Linked DNA regions of Mus musculus: region 1 is linked to region 2. Evidence: chromatin loops called from intact Hi-C (ENCODE). Cell type or tissue: heart. All regions are shown on one strand.

Region 1 (8,000 bases), 96 kb before region 2:
GGAGACTTAATAGAAACGCACAATCTACTTAATGTTTTCCTTAATGCCTCGCAGCTGACGCCACCAAAACTGTCTTGCTGAGGGTAAGCACTAATCAGGTTTTTGATTGCCCAGCCTGCAACCAGTCTGGTACGGTAGGCTTCTTATATGCTCTTGAACAAGGTTGAGTGTGTCACTGTAACACTTCAGGCTTACACTCACAACCACTCTCCAGAGTGGGGCGTGGTGGCACAGGCCTTTAATTCCAGCACTTGGGAGGCAGAGGCAGGCGGATTTCTGAGTTCGATGCCAACCTGGTCTACAAAGTGAGTTCCAGGACAGCCAGGGCTACACAGAGAAACCCTGTCTCGAAAAAATAAAAACAAACAAACAAAAAACAAAACAAAAAAACCCAACCACTATCTGGGAGAGCATTGATGCCAGAAGACTTGGAGGGTTCTGTGTGACATCACAATGCTCATGTGTGGCTTGGGGGTGGGAGGAAGGGAGGTCTGTTGTAGGGATGAACGTATAAGGACAGCTGAAAACCCATCGCTCTTTAGGGGGCTGCCTCTCTCAGAATGTGGAGTTTGTGTTCTGTCTTGCCTCAGAGACCTTCCTCTGGGGCCTGGAGGGAGTTGTATCTCCTGGTTTTTTGTACTGCAGTCTAGTGCTCAGGCAGGCCCTTTACACGGTATGCCCATGAGCTCTGTGCACACTCAGAGGATGAAGCTCTAAGAAGTAACGCAGAGAGCTACTTCTTCTGTGGTTGATTAAAACAGTCTGCTTACTGCTTGCTTATCAGCCTGCGCCTTTCCGGGTGAGTCCTTTGCTGCTCCTCACGTCTACCCACCATGGCAGAGCACGCAGAGGATGGTATACATGCAGTGCCCTGTGCTTGCTTAGCCCTTCGGAAATACCAATGCATCACTACATAGGCCCTACAAGGGACCATTCACTGGCACACTAGAGCCTTACAATTTACCCAGTGTTCCCTGCTATGGAAGCAGCCCCGTGACTGCATCTCAAAACAAAAAGAGCTCCACAATATGGTCTCATAGTTGTTAATAAAAAAATAACTGCTTGGTGACAGGAAAGGCATGTGGTAGATTTTTAAGATGCATGGCCACATGACCACGGCCACAGTATTTCAGGTTTTTTTTTTTTTTTTTTTTTTTTTTTTTTTTTTTTATAATCCCACTTCAGAGCAGGAGGAGAAAGACAGGCCTCAGAAAAACCTCCAACCTGATACCCATTTGATGAGGTGTTTCCGCCCTCTCCAGCTTCCTGTTTCGTTGCTTGCCTTGGAGACCTCGGAAGACAGTGGTGACAAAATGGAATCAGAGCTGCCTGAGATCTTTTTAATGCACTGCTTTGGACACAGTACATATGCTGTGCAAATAAGTACAAAATTAGTGTTCCTGTTGGAAGCATTTGGTGAGAATGAGTGATTTGTCTTGCTTATGAAAGGTGCATACATTTCCACTCCTCGCTGTTTATCAGCCGGCTTCTTTCTGCTTATGGATTCAGAGACGGAAGACATCATTTGTCAGAGCCCAAGTGCGTGTGCTAAAGATGGCCAGACTGATCGGTGAGGACTGATCGGGGCAGCCAGGCAGTGCTAAGAGCAGGGCCTCTACAAATTGTATTATCTTTTGAGGCTGCTGGCCACTTGCTTTTCTGTACTGCAGGAAAAGGGAGAGGTGCCTTTTCTACTTTCCATTTCAGTAAAAGGGAAAAAAAAATGTGACCACTTTTGGTGCAGCTAAATGGAAATGGAAAACAGCCCAATCTCTCTGGGTAGTGAAATCTACTAAAACCACATTTTTTTCCCCCTTCCAAAGTCCACACACACACTCTCTCTCTCTCCTCTTCTGATTGCAAGTTTATTTGATGCTGGATTTCAATTAGAAACAAAACACTAATGTCAGGATTTCAGGAGCGCCATTTCCTCTGTTGTCAAACTGCTACAGTCAGAATTTTCTCTTGGTTCATAGAAATAATTCCCTCTAGAGTGTTAGAAGGCAAGAGACAGCGTCTTGCTGGGGGAACTAATGGTTTTCTGAGTTTGACTTGCTTTTCAGTCTGTGCAAAAGGCCTGTTGAAGCCGAGTTGATTGCAGAGCCGTCAAAGCCCTCCTTTCCAACAGAACTCCTTTGCACTTGTGTCCTGTTGAAAATTACTGTCCGATGCTGGAAGATTGAGGAGCTAAACTCAAGCTAACGAGGACCTTCCTCGTGGCTTTCCCACCATGGGTTTTTGACCCTGGCCTGAAGTAATTAACCATCTAGGAGCGCATCGGTTCGCTAAGGGCACCAGGAGAAAGAAACAGATCGCCACCCTTGGGTAATGAGTGGATGCGAGTGTGAAAGCAGAGCAGCTTGCCTCAAAGCAGGGCCGGGGCTCTCTGCTAAGCCCTCCGTGCTCCCGTCGCCCCTGTCTTGCCTCTACAGTCTTCCGGTGAATACATTCCTCCAGGTGATTTCTTTTTAATCAAGTCGGCAGAAAGACAATTTCAAACCCAGTCTACTGAACATCTAAATCGTCAAAAAGTCCTGCATGTGTTTTTGAAAAATGTGGCCTCTAGCTCTGTTCACAGCTGGCTTACAGCCGATAGCACTGAACCAACACAGGGTTTTGTGCCCAGCCCTGATTATGTCTTCCAGTAAGTTGGAGGTTCGGTGTGTAATTTCCTCAGTAAGCTGAGGTCTAGGCAGGGCTTTGGAATGCATGTTTGACTGTCCTCCCCTTTTAGACGTCGTCGTTCGGTTTCTGGTCGGCGGCTTTAAAAAAAAAAATTGTGTCACGTGGCCCTAGAGACCATATCACATTGTGGAGATGTGGTCAGCAGAGATGGTCGTCTTTTGTTCCTTTTCACATACCCGAAAATGGAGAATGTTCGTCCCTTTGTGTTTAGACCTAGCATAATCAAATGTCTTAGTCGCTACCAGTTTGTGCCTGAAATCCCAGCTGTCCAGAGGCTGAAGCAGGAAGATCCCAGTTGGAGGTCTGCTGGGGACCACACAGGGAGGTCAAAACAAGCTTGCGGGAGCTTTCTAAGACCCTGTTGCAACATAGAAAGGATGTATCTCCGTAAAAGGGTACTCGTACAGTTAGCATGCCTTAGGCTCTAGGTTCAGTCCTGAGTACGAGGGGGACAAAGGAAAAAAATTAAGATGTGTGTTTGCTGCCCTCAAGGCCGTGGCGAGGCATGTAAATTCCATGTGACATGCTGAGTGCTGTAGCTGGGTCAATTCAGGATCACATTGGACAAGCAGCTGTTCTGGAGCAGCCTGGGCTGTTTATGTCTCTTCGTATTGTTCAAGTCAAAGAGGCACTGAAGTAATTTTTGGGAGCTCGCAACACTGCCATGTTGGCCGTTGAGTAATAGGAAGCTCAGGGTCATATTTTTATTTCTGGGCAGAGTAGCTCTGATTCCGTCTTGCTTCTCATCCTCTAGTAACACTGCGGTTCTGTCTGGTCCCCAGGTGTTCAGGGACATTACACACTCTGGGTGACAGCTCTGGATGTTTTGAACATGGACCCAGAAGAGATTTGAAAGCTCTGTTGAGCTGAGCCCAGCATCTCTTTGGAGTGTTTTAAGTAGCAAACGCCACACACCTCACACACTGACTGGGAGCTGGCTGTCTCAGAACTGATTGAGCCCCAGCAAGTGCTCTTGGGGAGGGCGATCCTGATTGCCCATTTTCTCTGTTTCCTAAAGGGTCTTAATTGCTTTCGTAAGAGGCCTCTATTCAACGCCGCCTCCCTCCTACCACAGGTGATTCACTCAGTAACAAGGGTTAGATTACCCAGATGTCAGGACCCCCACAGATATAATGGACTTCTCTCCAGGGGCCACCTGACAACCCTCTCTCTCTGTCATACACCTTTACTGCCCAGAAGCCCAGCCTCTTGGATGAGACCCCAGATCACTACCCTAGAAGGGAGTAAAGGGGATACTGCGTTTTTTATAGCTCTGCGTTTTTTGATTTTACATTTAAAAAAAAATTCAGAGTCTGTAGGATGTGTGGGATGCTCGTATGTTAGGTATTCTTAGACCCATTTTAAAACATTAAATATTAAAATAGACACAGGATAGTGTCACCAAGATTGATATTTAGGGTATCGCAGGTAGAATTGTAATTTACATCTTGGCTTAATGGAGTCTGAGGAAAGGAGGTTAAAGTTAGGCATATTCTTCTCTTTGTTATTCTTTCTGCTACTCTGGGATTTTCTTTAAAGTCGAGATGGCTTTGGAAAATTGTATATTCTCTATTTAAAGTTTATTTGATCATAGCACCTCCATGACAATAGTAAGTAAATAGAAAACAGCCAAATTAAAAAGAACGGAGAAAATAAAGCATTTAAATAGCTTGCCCTTACCCAGTTGTTCTTTCTGTGATTTATTCCCCCCCTGAGTGAAGAAAATAACTTCCCCCTCATTTCCATCAAGTCGTGAGGATAAAGGTAGGGGTAGAAAAGCATTGTCATATTTGAAAAAAGAAATGATTGACAGTGTCACTTAAATTCAAATGTCTCCTTAAAATAAATATAAAAAGGCCTTTGAAGGAGTTGCTTTGAAAATCCTTTAAAAAAAAAAGAAAAAAGAAAGAAAAAAGTGGAGTCCTCAACTTTTCTTCCTTCCTACTTTCTTTGACTGCTGACAGAGTTTAGCTCCCACCAGAGTGGAGGGTCTCTGGGAATGTCCATCCTATGTAGATCAATGACGTGCAGCCGGCCCACAGCCTTGTCCAGGTGGAGACTGAAGCATGTAGGTCTTTCCACACTGGGCCGCTTCCTCTTCTTGGGGTCACTGGGTTGTGCTGATAGACTGTGGGTCCTAAGTAGGGCCCCAGGCTGTCATTTTTATTTTAGCCCATGCCTTTCCACATATTTTAGCTTAGAACAAGTAAGCCTGTATGCTGCCGGTTGAGGTAAGACAAGCCTTTTTTACTTCCTCTCTGGCGATTAAAAATACCTCCCATAATCACACTGATACTACAACTGAGATTAGATACACTTTCCTAACCAGGCATTGTGAAAGTTGCCAGGGTTTCTTGGTACTTGGTGTTGTAAGATGCCAGCCCAGAGGCCTGCGTCAGGATGGCTGATAGTAAGGTAGATAGATAGTTTTCCCACCCCTGGGGCACACATGAGTCACCTTAAAGTAGATAGATAGTTTTCCCACCCCAGGGCACACATGAGTCACCTTGGCCTGTGGAGAAGGCATGGCCTTCTTCACAGCCTTTCCCACCCTGTTCATATAGACACTGCAGATTTAATAAGCCCAGGGCGTTATATCTGCACCCTCTGCAGAAGCCACCGTTCTTGTTGCTGTGCCTGGGAGTCTGATGTCACTGTATCTGCAAAGGACAGACCTTGGATCTATCTTTTCTTCTCCATCTTGTACTAATTTGATACTCGCTGTACTGTTCCTGTCCCTGGGGAATCCTAGCTGTGCCCACAGGACCAGAGCAAATAGGGCTAGACCAGAAAGGACTTTATGCCCTCTCTGGCAATGTCCTTTCAGTATGGCATCAGAGAAACAAAGCCTGAGTCTGAGACTTTCGACTTTTTATTTTTTATTTATTTTTTTTGTAAACAGCCTCTTAATACTAAGCATTTCAAAAAATAGACAAGGAAAACATGCTATCATATGTATGTTTCCTCCTCAAACTAGGACCCATATTAACTCTGAACCCATTGAAACTAGCAGGGTTGCAGATCATTAGATTTTAACGAAATGTCAGTATTTTCCTCCAAAGTTAACTTTTCTTGAATAGTTTCCATGTTAACTTTTTCTAAACACATTGCTTCTATTGAGAAGCAATGCTCAGTAACTTGTAGCCGTTAAATGGCTATTTACTCTTTACCAAGTACTTAAAAGGTAAACAATAATTTAAGAATCTTACTATACTTGTATAGCAAAGAAATTAATGTTCTTTGAGACAGGGTTTTTCTGTGTGGCCCTGGCTATACTAGAACTCACTCTGTAGACGAGGCTGTCTTTGAACTCAAGAGTTCCACCTGCCTCTGCCTCCTAAGTACTGGGATAAAAGGTGTGTGCTACCACTGTCCAGCTGTCCTAAAGTATAACTCATGTCTTTCCCTACCCTCTTATCAAGTACAGTGTCCTTAGCATCTAAGGAAATAGATTCTACCTTCTTCGTACCCTTCACTGACTGGACCTGATGTTGAAGTGTGTCTGCCTTATCCTGGCATTTGTGTGTGCACAAGCATGAAATTTGCCTGCCAGGCAAAAAAGCCCACTACCCTCTGTCTATGAGCCACATCTCATGTCAGTGCCATACTAGGAACTGATAGTAACTGTAATCTAGCTTATTTTGTATTACTCATAAATACTGTCGGAGCATTGTGCTTTCATTGCCACTTTTAGAGATATAGATGTCGATTACATTTTCTGATCTTAAAATTCATCACTTGTAACCTGTGTGTAGCAGTCTATATTTGGTTGTGAGCCTAGCCTTTAACAGCAGAGCCAGCTCTCCAGCCCTATTTATAGCATTGTAATGTGTTAAAGTAAAATACTGACTCATAGATGATTGCTATTAGTGCTTTCTTGCTTCAACTTTCAATATTTTTTTCTATGTACATGTAAGAGCTGTGGTTTATTGCATAATTTTTTCTACAACCTATAATCCTATGATATCTACAATAATTTTCTCACTTTTTACTGTTATTTTTATCTATCATTTGAATTCTTATCAAGTTAATACTTTTAAAATATAAACCAGTGACATTGATCATGCATGCCTGTGATCATTGCACTGGGGAGGCAGAGGCAGGAAGAGCAGAAGTTAAAGGCTCTCTTGACTGCATTGTGACCTTGAAGCCAACCTAGGCTACATGAGAGTCTGTTGAATATTTTTAATGTATATTAAACTTTGGTAAAGTTCTTACAGACTTTCATTGCTGAATGATTTAGGATACTGAGTTATTTTTCACTAGCTTTAATAATTTACAGCAACCAATGGCTGTCTGTCTATACTTTGTTGATTAATGGATATTTTTTCATGTGTGTGTGTTAGATTGTGTGTTTTTTCAGTTTGTGTGTATCCTTTGTAAGACTATTTTCATGGAATTACTGTAACCCTTTAATGAATAATCAGTCATTTCCGTGATATTACCTTCTTTTTCATGAGATATTTTCCCCCTTTCTGAATATGTGAAAGAATAAATAGCATTCTTTTTATATGATATTCCTTTCCATCCTAGCAGACTTACATAAACAAGTTTGTCGTGCATTCTTAATCTTGTTTTAGACTACACTTTGGAATAGCTATTTTGTGCTGCTTCTGTTTTGACCATGTGGTTGCTTGTGGGCATACTTATGTAAGTTCCTAAAACTTGAGAGTTATACGCACTTTGCGTTTTCTCTGTCTGCTCGACAACTCTAGCTGCCTCCCTCCTCTTCCCCAGGGTAGATTCTTGTCTCCCTTGGACCCATCTGTCAGGTCATTCATCTGAGGAGTTAGCATGCCCTCCCTTTCTCAGAATCATCCAGAGCTAAGAATTGGTGGCTATGGAAAAGCTGGTGGCTTATCATCTTGATTCCTGTATATAGCATGACAAACAGAGCGCTTGGGTAAAAAAGTGGTTTCAACAGCCCATTCTGACATATGGGTCTCCCACCTCTGCATCCCTCAAGGATTCCTCTCCATCTGTCTTTCTTTCTTCTAACCAGAAAGTTCTCCTTTAGTGGCAAGAGGACTGGTCAGAGTCCAGTGTTATATATAATCCTCCCGCTCCCCTTCGATGTCACTTCCTGCATGGTCTTCATGCTGGTAGTCACTGGCCACAGATTAAAAGCATTATCAGTTACCAGGCTACAGCTAACACTGTCTACTGATTTATGCCTTTACGTTCAAAGGAGAAGGGAATCCTTTGTGTGCAGTGAGTTGGGAGAAACCTTTTCTGTCCCATCTACTTCATGAATTGTATCTATCTCTTCGTAGCATCACAAACTGATTAGTCTGTGGCCTTAAGCAGAGTGGGCA
Region 2 (8,000 bases):
AGCTTAAGCCATTTTATATTTTTGTCACTTATTTTCAAGTCTAAAATTAGATTTGTTTCCTTGAACCTATAAACTGGAAGCATTTAGGCTAATTAACATTGAAGCTATGTAGGGATATATATTTATCTCCCAGTGAAGCAATAAACCAAAAGTTATTTGAGATGAAAAGCAAATAAATAAAAAAGCTTATCTGAGAATTCATTCCTCTGGTGGTTAAGCTTTCTTCTTCTTCTTCTTCTTCTTCTTCTTCTTCTTCTTCTTCTTCTTCTTCTTCTTCTTCTTCTTCTTCTTCTTCTTCTTCTTCCTCCTCCTCCTCCTCCTCTTCCTCCTCTTCTTCCTCCTCTTCTTCCTCCTCTTCTTCTTCCTCCTCCCCCTCTTCCTCCCCCTTGTTCCTCTTCCTCCTTCTCATTCCTCCTCCTTTCTTTCTTTTCCAGTCACGGTAAAGGAAATTTTACTTCTAACTTTAACTGTGTTGCCAAGTAGATTTGGAAAAGGATGTTTCTGTCCTGCATGTAGCAGCTGTGCTTACTGGTTTTATAATCTGTAATCTCTAATTGTGCTTCTATTTTAATGTCCGTGTGCCTGAAGCGCAGGGTTCTTTTCGACTGTTCAGACACAACTATTTAAAATTGAGAAGAGAGGTTCTGCCATAAGTATTCTCCTCATCTCTGAGGTTTTCTTCTCGATGTGATGAGGTGAAATACTTCTTCAAGCCTCCTGCAAGCTCTCCTTGCATTGCTTTGCTTATGTAAACTTTCAAATGCGCTGTAGATGGGCGAGCATGTAAAACTCTATACAGATTTTGTCTGACTTTGCATTATTGTTAAGTCAGCGAGGATCCTAATGGACCACAGAGGATGAGACAACAAGAATCAAATCAATAGATACAAAAGGCAGACTTGCATAAATTAGCACTCTAATAGGGAAAGATAAATATGTATTCTCGTTCATCTTTCAAGTCATACGCGCTATTGAGAAAGGGTCTAACAGATAGCACCCTGATTTATTTTCAGCTTTGTTCAAGGGTGCAGAAGTGGGAAGCTGCAAGTAAATTGAGCATTGAGGAGAGTGCTCTGAGCTGCTGGCATTAGATCGATGTATCAAATACAGTGTGTAGAACTCAGCATGATATGTCCACATGGGAGATTCTATTGTCAGTGTTCCTTATAGAAATATGAACACTCAACAGAGCTCTCTGGAGGGCCTGGCTCCATGACTAGAATGTGCCGTGGTGAAATGAGGCTCAGATCTTCACATTTGGATACTAGGAGGGAGCTATACCTTCATACCGAATCTACTGAGGAAACAGCGGGGAGGATTTTTCTGATATTGAATGGGGGGTCAGGGGGTGATGTTTCTAGAACCAGGGAAGTCACTGATCACCTGCTGAACTACATAGCAGTTTCAGTAACTATCACTACCAGCTCAACTCAAGGCCTGCATAGCGTATGATAACAAGGTGCTGCGTTCCCCAGCATCCCAGTTCTGTTGGGTGCCTTTCAGGGTACAGTGGCTTTAGCACAGATATCCTAAGTGCCAGGCTTCCAATCACAACGTGACTAGTGAACTCAGAACATCTGCTGTCACTTTGTCTATCCCTTCCATTACCTTGTTTGCACATCTATCCACCCCAAAGCAGCTGGGTATAGAAAGGGCTGCCAGCTAATCTTCATTGCCTTTGTATAAAAGGCAGAAAAGTGGGGCATGGATCTGCCATCTTACATGGGCAGCTTCCAGCCCTGGGTCATCTGAGTTGTTGGTTGATTCAGTGTAGGGCGGCAAGCTACGTGCTAATGGTTTTAAGCTGGCACTTCTCCAGAAATCTCACATACAGATGAGAGAACCCTGCTCCTCAGGGAGACTTTGGATGTCCTCTTTCATGATACTAGAATACTCTGGCTTGAGTAGCTATTTTTAAAGATGTGTATGAAATTCAGGGGGGATGGGTTGGCATTTTGGTTTTTGTTTTTTTTTTTTCCCTTTGATTTTACTTGGGGAAACTTTCACTATTCAGGGCGTCTTCTAGAAATTCTGTTGTAGGGAAAACACTATTTGTACTATTGTAAGGAAAAAAAATAATTAATTTGTCCATGTTGTTTTGATCCCAGTAAATGAAAAAGGAATAAAGAAAATCACGACTGCCAAGTATCAGCACTTCTTATCTCTTTCTTTGCATATTTTAAAAATAGATCTTTCCTTCGCTCCCTTCCATTATGCTTAACTGTGGCCAGCGCTTTATGGTCTTATTATATAGCTTGGTTTCATTAGGGCAATGAAAATGGTATTGAACAACAGCAATAATATAATGCAGGGAAACAGTTTGTAATTCAGTTGGAAATTGCTAATGCAGCAGACAGTCGATAACACAATCAGCTTGACTTTCGTAGGAAAACAGGAGTTCAATCTCTGCTCTCCTAGACACTCTTCTCAGAGGGCAGGGCTGTGGGAATGCCCACACACGCGCCCACACACACACACGCACACGCACACGCACGTGCACTGGGATGCCCCTGAAAAGGGAAGTCCTTTATGAATCAAATCTGGACTGCTACCTAAATTTCTGGGAAGCAACACTATGTAAGACTGAAATTCTCCCTGAAGGGTTTTCAAAGGAGATGTTACATACTTTGTAGTCTGAAGCCAACATCTGTATGGCAGGGTCCCTCAGAACACATCCACTTGTATATCTCACTATTGTCTTGGTGGAGAAGCAAGGTTCTAAGGTAATTGCACTGACTAGGGAGTATCAAGGGGAAATAAGCAGGCTCCCTGTTGGCGGACTTGCACCATGTGTGATTTGTGCATGCATGCACTTGTAAATCCTGGGGGCTAAGAGCATTAAGTATGAGTAGTGTCCAGAACAGAAAGGAGAGTAACCTGGGAAAAGGGTGAGGTGGAGGGAAGCAGGATATGTGTGTATGTGGTATAATGGCATTTTAATTTAAAAATTTTTTTTAAATTTAAAATAAAATAAAACTGTTATTTTAAAGACCTCTTACTGCTTTTTCTCTACTAGCTCAGTTGTGACAGTTGAGTCAAAAAGAATGTTAAAGTCACATTTGGGAGGAGCTCGGTGTACGTGGTAATTACGTAGCTGTGAACACAGTGCTGGGATTCCTATTTAGCCGTGCTTGAAGATGCTGTGTCCTAACTTACCAGTAAGAAAGCCAGGAGAGATATGTCCACTTTGGGGTGGTCTGATAAATTTTCTAGTCCTTCGAACCAGCGCAGTCTCCTCCAACACAGCCTCCTCCTATGGAGTATAACTTTTTAAGTACCCTGTCTGGGAATGACAGTATTTCATGTTTTCACTTACTTCTGAATATCATCAGCCATGAATTTCGGTTTGGTTTGGTTGGTTTAGCTTTTGATTTGTCTGACACAGGGTTTCTCTATGTAACCGTCCTGGAACTCATAGACCAGGCTGGCCTCGAACTCACAGAGATTCACCTGCCTCTGCTTCCCATGTACTGAGATTAAAGGCGTGCACCACCATGCCGGGCGATATCCATCTTCTTTAGACATAGTATATGTTGAAGCCACCACTCTGATTTGAAATGTTAACAAAGCTAAATTTGATGTTCTATTAGAAGTGATTCACACATAGAACTCTATGTTTCTAGCTTTAGTACCAGAAATATTTACTAAAATAAAACAAAAACACTATGTGCTCCTAGATGCCTTAAATTTTCCATTCACTTCCTCCGAGTGGGTTAGGATAGCTTGAAACTTTTGAAAATCCAACACTGTAAGGGGAAGTTACTTTGTTTTCCAGATCAAGAAGCATATTGCATGGCCTGTCAGCCAGGACAGGCCCTCATAGCTCACATGCGCCAGGTTGGGCTTGATGGTACCAACTGTGGATGCTGCCCTTCATCCATCCTGTGGAGTGTGGTTTTTTGGTACCCACCTGGTCAGCGTATGCGACATGATACTCTTACTAGTTATGGCTAGTATACCACCGGAACCAGCACTTTTAGGGACCATGACATTCTGCCTTTCTTATTGTCTTTGGGCATATCTTAGCTCTTTCCTATTGTGGATTTTGTTGGCGGATAAGGTATTTCCCCCTGCACTTGTAAATCTGATTCTCCAAAGTGCATCCCCTGCTTACTTGCACCCGATTTCTCTGAGGTAGGGTTGAAGGGTGTATTTTATATTTAATTTTTAGGGTAGACAAAAAAACCCCTACAGGTTCCTTTTAGCATATAAAAATGGGTTACGATTTTAATTAAGTATTTGGCATGTACGAGGTAGGAAGCAGATGTTGAATTAAAACGTCAACAAATGGAATTGGCCTTTTCTGTAAATAATTCGAATAGCGAGCTATAGTCATATTTATCGGATGTTGGGCATAGATTTCTGTGTGTTAAGTTCTTAGCAGCTAACACAGGTTTCATAAACGCATTTACTGTTTGTGACTGAGCTCATCAGTGCCCAGTTTGTGACTGGCCCTAGCTCACTTTTTTTTTGTTTGGTTTTGTTTTCTCTCTCATAGAAGAAAGAATGTGTTGAGTAGCAATAAAATGTTAATGTGCATGTGGTGGGGTTTTGGGGTCTGCGATTGTCCAGCTGAGTGCTGAGGAAAGCCAGTTGTGACCCTTTCTTCTCGAAGCTCCTGGCGCTGACTTGTCAGCCGGTATGGACTGCCCGTTATCACCATGTCATTTCACCAACCTTGTATCTCATGTCCTTTGAAACTCGGGGGCCTGGACAAGTGGCTTATTCAAAGCTTGTAGCAAGCTGTTCCAAAACTTCTGGGAGTTCAAGAGGAAGGTCACATTCTATTGCTTTGAACCACAGTTTTGAAAGTGTATCTTTGAAAGTCGTGTTTATTAAAATGAAGAGTTGGAGAAAAACACCAGCTAGCCTCAGTCACTGAGATAAACGGGATTCAGGTAGGGAGAGCTGTTATAGTACATGAGGATTCCCCAAAGTGCTTGGAGCTGTTTCTCAGAAATAAATCATGAACTGTTTGTCTCTTCACCTCCCCTTACATTTGCTTGGGATAGAGCAATCCGTTTCTTATTTTAAATGTTGGGTTATTCTTGCTTATAGCGTTCTGTGGCCCAGGCTATAAAAGTAAATATAGGAGTCAGCTGTATGAATGAATATCCTTTTAATAACTTCAGGGAATAAATAATAATAATAGTGCAAACCCACGTTTATGTGATGACCTATAGTACTCTGTTCCCCCGTTTTAAGCCACAGGCTATCTGCCAACATGTACATTAAATGGTAATTTCCTATGTTCTGATATTAAGAAGTACCTTGTGGTTTGTTGTGTTGCTAAGACACATTTACTATAAATTTTGAAGGGTGCTATCATATTCTATTTTAATTTGCAGGGTCAAGGAGGAGAAAATGGAGTAGTGACTTTTCTATAACACCTCCATTCGGTCTGTCTCTAAGAGAAAGCTCAGCTGAAACCTTAGGACAGCAAGGTTGCTGGGTGACAGCACAGTCGCTTTTGTAGTTCTGTAAGTTAAATTCAGAGGTGAAACTATCCTTGTTTAGGAAAATAGAGGGTCTTCTGTGTCTGGAACAGCTCATAGATTTTTAGGCAGCTCTGTATGCAGGGTGCTATTGTGTGTGCCAACAGTGGTTTAAGGCTACCCTCTTCCCTTTCCTCTCAGTCCCCTCTTCCCTAAGCATTTTCGGTCATTCTTTATTGCATCCATCAACTTACTACCCATTATTTCTTCTTATAGTCACCGATAGCATTATAATTTGTAACCACTCTACTTTCTTTTATGTTTAAGACCCAGTATTACCCAGGCTACTGTTACAAACTACAATAGATTTGACAAGTTAAGTAATAAAGTAACATTTATTTTCTGGAGGCAGAAGGTCTGATATCAAGACCCAGCAGGGTTGGTTAGGGATATCTAAATGGCTTATGATCAGCTCCCTTCTCAAGGAATCTTCCCATGACCAACAGAGGAGCCATCTGATACTCCCTGTTAAAAGGGTATTAATTCTATTGGATAAGGGCTCTGCCTTTACAACGCCTTTAACTTAATTATTCTCATAAAGACCCTGTCTCAAATACATTCATGTAGAGGTTTAGACCATCAATGTAAGTCATCTAGGCATGGAGATACATTAAGTGTATAATATAGCAAATATGGAAGGGGAAAAAAAAAACCCTGTGTCTTAAGTGGACTGCAGACCACGATGGGTGCTTTGTAACAGGTTGATACACTTCAAACTGCTGCTTGTTTTACAGACAGCATGCTCTGGTGGCGATAGTTTTAGGGAAGAGCTTAAGAAATCCCAAGATAAAAACTGGGGGGTGCCTGTTTACCTGCCGGCCTTCAAGGCAATGGCCTAGATTGCTGGGGGAGGTGTAGAAGGAGATGTTTCTAAACCTCCAGCATTGTGTCCTGGTGGAGACTAAGGACAATGGATTAATTCTGGCCCACAGTCCCAGAGATCGGAGTCACTGCCTGGTGGTGACTGGTAGGATGCTGGAGAGATTCGATTTCCTCTCCTCACTCTCGGTTAAGCCTCGGAGAGCCTGGATGCCAGGCAGCTTCTGTTCTCCACATCTCTCTGCACCGAAACCCTGCCAACCTCGGTCCTGACCTGAGCAGACAGGAGCCTCCAGACCCAAAGATCCTCTGGATTGCCAGCTTCTGGTTGCCGGGGACACAACTCAGAAGAGAACAGTGGTTGGCAGAGGCTGAAAGGAGTCTTGGGTGTTCCTGCCAGTGTGAGAGGCGGCTGCAGGGTTTTGTGAAGCAGACTGCTGAACCCTCTCAAATAGAGGCACCCAGTGCCGCTCAGCTGTGTAATTGGGATGGAAATGGGCCAATGAGAGGCAGCAGTTTGTGCTTAACCTTTTGGGAGTCTTGTTCCAGGAGACTTGGGGGGGGGGGACAACATTACAAATAATAAGCTTCTCTGCCTGATTTGTAATGAATTAGTAATAAACGGCCCAGTGCTGTACAAAAGTCTGCCGATTACAGAGCAGCCTCGGCTAAGAGCGCGGGACCACATCTTATTTTGATCAGCTGTAGCATAGCAAAGACATGTAATTATCATAATCTAACAATTAGCTTGGCATCACTTTCCAGTGTTTAATTACCCCGATAAATGGTAATTGAATAGAGGACTTAATGACAAGAGAGAAACTTTCATTCTGCCTTAGGTGCTTAAGTTGCCTCCTCGGCTAGGCATAATTTTCTAGCGTTGCTTGAACAACAGTCCTGATTATCATTTTCTCTTTTGCAGTCTGCCGTTATTTGGTTTCATGATCTTGACCTTTTTTTTATATATGTGTGCATATATATATATATATATATATAGTCCCTGTATGAAATTTCTAGAAGAGTTTATTGGTATGAGGTGTGTATACACACACACACACACACACACACACACACACACACACACACACACACAGGATCCAGAAGATCATTACATGCTTTACAAATCACCTTGTTTTCAGCTAAAGTTTCCCTCCTTTGGGCACCCATCAAAGTGTAGATACTCAGCCAGTGGTTGGGGTTACTGACAATAGATGCTGCAGCATCAAGGAGATGGGTGGATAAAAGACTGATAGGCACACCCAGCCTCCCCCCCGCCCCCAAACCTACCCATTTCCTTTGGATGGATTCAATACTTTTTATGACGACAGTGAACATCTAATTTCTTGACATTCCAAATTTTGTCTCCTTTCCCTTCTTAACCTGATTCCTAGTCAGATTTTTATGCAGCTACTCAAAGGTCTTAAGTGGTCCACGAACCTCGCCACCTCTTGCACACCATCTCGCCTAGTGAAGACATGGACCTGTGTTCTACAAACTGAAGTTCTCTATGAGCTGATATTACTATTGTCACTCCTTGGCACGCACGTTCCCTTTTGGCTGATATGGGTCAAAGTAAAAAATAGGCCTAAAACGTAGATAGTTTTCCTTTCTTCCTGCCTGTTATGTCTTGCTTGCTTAGCCATGAATTCATATAGACCAATTCCACATGAATTCATATAGGCCAAT

The links. A loop is a pair of places that touch in the nucleus more often than their neighbours do. Peaks named below come from ENCODE experiments on the same cell type or tissue, not always from the same donor. Only the 100,000 strongest peaks of a DNase experiment are listed, where the experiment ranks them.
Region 1: it touches region 2 in a loop (2.2-fold over the local background); 2 of 42 quality-filtered maps call a loop at or near these places.

Annotation. Positions count from the first base shown.
Region 1 is chr17:62,754,314-62,762,313 of GRCm38, reverse strand. The region is part of intron 1 of Efna5 (ephrin A5); the gene reads left to right. Among named protein-coding and RNA genes, the nearest start is that of Gm52303, 20 kb to the left of the region's middle. In heart, no CTCF peak of the experiment used is centred here; no DNase peak of the experiment used is centred here; H3K27ac peaks cover 1,631 bases.
Region 2 is chr17:62,658,676-62,666,675 of GRCm38, reverse strand. All of the region lies in intron 1 of Efna5 (ephrin A5), which reads left to right. Among named protein-coding and RNA genes, the nearest start is that of Gm52303, 120 kb to the left of the region's middle. In heart, no CTCF peak of the experiment used is centred here; DNase peaks (open chromatin) are centred at 4,665 and 6,685; H3K27ac peaks cover 996 bases.